Regions from separate parts of the Homo sapiens genome. Here region 2 is linked to region 1. The links are chromatin loops, found by intact Hi-C in ENCODE. Cell type or tissue: A673. All regions are shown on one strand. Links, peaks and the distances in the headings refer to the core of each region. The heading gives the core; the rest is flanking DNA. Region 1 overlaps POU3F2 (POU class 3 homeobox 2). Region 2 overlaps LOC101927314 (a long non-coding RNA gene).

Evidence for each region. A loop is a pair of places that touch in the nucleus more often than their neighbours do. Peaks named below come from ENCODE experiments on the same cell type or tissue, not always from the same donor. Only the 100,000 strongest peaks of a DNase experiment are listed, where the experiment ranks them.
Region 2: it touches region 1 in a loop (4-fold over the local background); 1 of 110 quality-filtered maps calls a loop at or near these places.

What each region holds. Positions count from the first base shown.
Region 1 is chr6:98,838,649-98,841,443 of GRCh38, reverse strand. POU3F2 (POU class 3 homeobox 2) reads right to left here. Exons shown (of 1, transcript NM_005604.4): 1 at 1,986-2,795. Among named protein-coding and RNA genes, the nearest start is that of POU3F2, 5.5 kb to the right of the region's middle. In A673, for the core only: a CTCF peak has its summit at 1,490 (motif pointing right); a DNase peak (open chromatin) is centred at 1,483; H3K4me3 peaks cover 1,134 bases.
Region 2 is chr6:97,464,963-97,467,787 of GRCh38, reverse strand. The region is part of intron 1 of LOC101927314 (a long non-coding RNA gene); the gene reads right to left. Among named protein-coding and RNA genes, the nearest start is that of MMS22L, 180 kb to the right of the region's middle. RefSeq lists an enhancer at 1-2,825. In A673, for the core only: a CTCF peak has its summit at 1,413 (motif pointing left); a DNase peak (open chromatin) is centred at 1,277; H3K4me3 peaks cover 1,127 bases; H3K27ac peaks cover 2,500 bases.

The DNA of each region.
Region 1 (2,795 bases), core at 296-2,795:
ATTAAGTTTATTAACTTTTCTTCTTTTAAAGGAGGGAACAAATTTCCCAGTTTCCCACCAAACACCAGAAAAATGTTAAAATATTCATTGTTTCCTTATCTCCTTATCAGCCAAGCAAGGCCTTAGGAAAATGAAAAAAGCCATTTTCTGGTACCCTCATGCCTGCCTGATAAGGAGGCATTAAAATAACACAGGACCAGTTCTGAAAACCTGGGTCAGTTAATTCCATGATTTGTTAGCTGGGTGGCAGGCCCCTGCCACTTTTGCCTTGTTTCCCATCCTGAATCAAATGGTGGGAATAGGTAGCAGAAGCCCTGATTCTTTCCTATGGCCATCTGCCCCTTGTTAAAAGAATATGCATCATTGAAAAGTAAACTTTCCTAAACAGGGAAAATGTTTATAAAAAACTTAGTTGTACATTCCATTTAGTTATAATATCAAGATTCATAGTACTCCAAGATGCATCTTTTTCTTTCATTTTAAATAAACACTGTCCTTTGCCCTACTCACTGAAATATACAAGCAGACCCAAAGAATCACTTTTACCTTTGACCCTCACTTCACCAGCCTTCTTTCTTTTTCTGTACAAGTTCCATTCTTTGCCTGATTTTTAAACTTGTGTTGAAATTCAATAGAATGTAGAACAGAGTTCTATAAACTGTTTGAAAATTCAACCAAGACAAATCACAGAGACTAGTGATAGAAAGATAATTTAACCTGGCTCCCCAGCACTACTCAAACTGCCTCCAAAGTAAGGCAAGTGAAAAGCAAATGAATGCAGCATATAGACATACGTGCAGGTACCAATGCACCCAAATGCCACCCCCTCCCCCATTGCTGCTGTTGCATCTCTTTATTAGTTGCTTTTGAAAAAAGAAGGTAGATGAGTGTCTTTACCAAAGCCATTTCACCAGAAATTTTGCCAACCAGTGTGTGGCCTCCACTGGTAGGAGCAGGAAGGGAAGAGGAAGAGAACAGTGCTTTTGTTGCTACCATCTGAAATATAAAGGCGGCTACTTCGTGGGAACCGAGAATGTTTAGGACGGCCAAACGTAATATTATTTGTGGCTATTCCCTCCATCTGACCTTCACATAACTCTTTTTCACATGGTCATTTCTCCCCCATATTATTACATAAATTTTACAAGTAACATATTTTGAAGAAACACAGGAGGTCTTTGGGATAGCTGTATTCTGCATTGTCTTAGGAGAAAGAAAGGGTTTGTTGTGACGGCTAGCCAACATCTTAGGGGCAACTGCCCCAGAAATTTCTCCCAGTGGCAGTGATGGGGTTTTCCACCTTAGTGTGTAATACATTCCCCAAACCAGTGTGGCAACTATTCGAGTAGCCTTAGGATCTGAACAGAAAGCATGGGTCAAAACCATGGTGTGCACGTTTAACATGTGATGGTTTCCACTCAGCAGCCCCTGTGGCTAAGAACAAAAATGCCTTCTCAAGGTCCACTAAAATGCCCTGCAGAGGGCAGATGCTGCTTGTTTTCTGCCTGCAGTGGAGGAGAATATTGACCCAGAACTCAAATCTATACCCAGCTTAAACATTTTACCCATCAGCATATCTGCGGTCACAAAACACTTCTTCTTTCTGTCGCTTCTCATTCAGACTATTGATAAGATCATTTGGTGGAATCTGTTTGAGACCCATGTAATATTGACTAGGAGTTAGAAAAGATGATCAGATGTAATAAGCCCAGAAACTACTTTTCAAAATGGACATTTATACTTAAACCAATGTTCCAAGGAGGGCTTTAAATACATCAGCAAACTTGTAAACTGATCCAACACTGCTTGAAATTCTCACTAACCTTAAAACGGATTTTGGTACTGTTTCATCTAAGATTGTCTGAAACAATCTGTTATTAGCATCACGGCTTGAATCTCTCCCATATGTTCTTTTTTTTTCTTTACTTGCTTTAAAGCCCATTTGTATGCCTAATGAAAAATAGACACAATTGTATAAACCATTGTAAAATTCATCTTTTTATGCAAACCAAACAGGAATAATGTATAGGATCTACTTCTAATCATTTAGTAAACTCACAATAGTATACTATCAGGGTTATTCTTTGTTAAGAGATATTTGTAAATTATTAAAAATAATAATCTACTAAATCCTGCTTTTCTGTAGATCCCAAATTATTTGAGGACCTATGGGTAGAGATCAAAGTCCACCTAGTTCCACTGATGTTCTCCAAAACAGCACAATCGAATAAGGTATAGTTAACCTGGAAAGAAGATGCAGGCATATCTGCATATGTTTAAAGGGGACAAACATCTCTTTGTAGGACCATGAAATGGCAAGCAAATTGAAGCTCAAACCCAATGACCATTTCAATTTAATGCTACAGGCATAGTGACTGAAAGATTTGGGACTGATAGTTTTTGCAAAGTAAAGTGAATTAGACCAGTAGTCTCCATTAAAAAAAAAAAAAGCCTCTGAAAGTTATGAACATCAAATCTGGCAGTATATGCATAAAATTTATTCCAAAACTTTATGAAGTATAAAGGAAGGGAAGTGTTTTACACACAACTCAACTCAGTCAATTTAAGGTCTAGGGTTTTCCCCCCTTAAAACTTGGCACTATCTTTAAAAATAAAATAAAGATATTTCAATAATTAGAACAAACTATGAAGGTATTGTGCATTTCTGTTTTATGTAGATAATAAAATATTACTTTAACATAAATATATAAGGATCTCTGCGTTTTTATTTTCCCCACAAGCACAACCAAATGTACCAAAACAAAGTATTTTTTAAGAGACTGAACAAAAAAATT
Region 2 (2,825 bases), core at 119-2,618, 1.4 Mb after region 1:
TAAAGATTTTATTTACCAGATTTCTCAAGTGTTTGAGACAAAAGCTAAGAATAGCATTTAACTGATATTTTCAGTTATTATTTGCATTAAACATACTTTCGTATGTCAACATTTTATTAAAAAGTAAGACTTTTAAGGATTAATTTAATATTTCCCACATGTTGTATGGCAAGGTTGATGTCTTCAGGTGAATTATCGATGACACAGATTTCTCAGAAAATGAAAATCAAATGCATTCTCAGTCTCTAGAGTAGTTTGGTATTAAAATTGTTAAGTCACACATAGATAAATTTACTCATCACTTTATTGCTATATTTCAAAAACTCCTTGGATAGTTTAAGACTATGCCAACACATTTTTAAAAATTAGCCATAGTTATAAAAGATTTTTATGAACTAATCAACTGAACAAATTATTTTCATATATGTTATGGTGAAAAAGTGGCTTGTAATCAAAATCCAACTCCGCCTCTCAATAGCACAGGCACACTGTGCATGCCATCTAATTTTTCTGTAAATCAATATATTTATTTAGAAATTTAATAATATTAACCCATCTGGCTTTATTGTCTTCTCAAGATTATTGTGAAGATTAAACATGGCAAAATGCATTAGAAATTGCAAAGCAATATATCAGCATATCTATTATGTTATTTTGTATATGTCATAATGGTCAATTAAAATAAATTATTTACAAGAAAACTGGAAATTTATTATCTTATCCAAATGTCTTGTGTGGACTATGAGTGCATCCAGCTCAGCATTCTGCCATTAACTCAGAATCCTATAAAGTGGCAGTGATGAAAAAGACATACTCTACAAGAAAACTCATCTAGCAAGTTGGCTGACCACTCACCAGTTATAAGGAAGTTGAAATTTTGGAAAAATAAAAGTTGAGAGTTTGAGAGAGAAGTGTAAGATCTGGGAAAGGAAGTGGGACAACGTAAGTAAATCAAGAATGTTTGGGTGATTTATATTATACTACCGTTGTATGTTTGCCCAGCAAGGATTTTTTTTTAAACCAACTCTCAAAAAATTATTCACCCTTTAAAAATTTTGACTATACGATTCAATCTGCTTTCCAACCAGTAATGCTCAATGGTCTGACAGTTTTTTTTAAGTATAAAAGGCATTTACAACTGAACTGCATTGAAGTTCTTTCCCCTATTTCTTACACCACATCCAGTTAATTGCTCTTTAACATGCTAACAGAAGGATAAGCTGGTACATAATAATTCAGGCATGCACCGATCCTATAATGCCAGGAACTCAGAAGCAGCATGAGAAAACATCAGATTTTTGGCATGTGGGCTAGATGTTTAAATCTGCATAGATTCGAGCCAATTAGACTTGTCAGACTCCAATCCAGTTGAGAGTGACCCCTGATGGTGGAAAGACATGTGGGACAAGCCACAGAAAAGCTTGCAAATGTCAGAGAGGCCAAAAGGTGCCCCACTGGCCTCAAAACTATTAATTAGCAACCAGCAAAAGCACTACCAAAGAATCGCTGCCCCAGCACTCCTCCTCCAGAGGTTGCTGCTACTCGGCCTCATTATCATCTGGATGGAAAACAACACCCTTTCCTGGGAGCTCTCGGCAACACTCTTATTGATTAAGTTCCCACAGTGTTAAATCATTCTGTAGCTTTCACTCCAATCTTCCCACCCCTGAATAATAAAACCTTCAAAGGATTTACTGGGATGGAGAGGGAAGTGGGGGCACAAGGAGAGAAGCACTGCAACATACTGTTTATATAGTGCCCACAGTGTCAGCATAAATCAGATCCCAGGAAGCGTTTAAAAGACAACATGCAAAATGAAGTTAATCTGAATTTTCTCTTGTACTTACTAAGGTATGATTTCCTTTAAAAATATATATATTTCAACTATTTCTAAGTCATGTATGCCAAGTAAAATCATGACACTAAATAATATTTCTGCAAGTTCTCAGTGATCTTATTTGATTGGGAGATCACAAATGTCTGATAGACAAATGCCTATTCCAATATGAATAGCAAAATATTTCAAGGGGGTAGAGATGGAAGCAAAAAGCCAGAGCCATAACTTGAATCCCATGAGAAAAAATATTTGCATAAACTTTCACTCCAAATAACTTATTCTTTTTTTCAGTTACAGAGTATTTCTATTCAAACACAGAGGAAAGCAAGAAAATAATGTCAGTGATGTGATAGATTCACTTATTTAATTCATATTGTACAATACTGAACATCAGTTTTTTCACCTGTAAAATACAGTTTATAACTGCCTTGCAGAGTAAATGTGAGGATTAAATAAGAGTTACATACAGTAAGTGCTCAAAAAAGTATAATTGCTATAGTTATTATCCTTAGTACTATAAAGCAAATCACCAGTAACTTGCTTGTTCTCCAAAGCAAACCGTTTCATCCATTGGATCTGCTTGAAGCAATACATCTACACTCCAAGTTATTTCCAATTTCCCACAGAGAAATAATAAAATAAATGTTAAGTGGATATAAAAGATCTATATTTATTTGTGGTTTCTCAGCTAGCTGTCCCTAATAAACTGCATGACTCTGATTCAGAAGGACCATAGCTTTTGCCAAAATAGTGAGAGACATATTCAAGGGAAAAGAGGGTATCTAAGTTAGACAGAGAGGAGATCTAAGTTGGACAAACTTGGGTCCAAGTTCATGTTGTCCAAGTTTTTAGATGGCATGCTCTGGCCTTCTGAGCTAGAAACAAGTAAATAAGCTGGTGAGCTTTTAGGTAGGAAAATGTATTAATTTCATTTGATTATTTCATTTTGGTTAATAGTATCCCACAACTACTACATGTGGCAATTGGG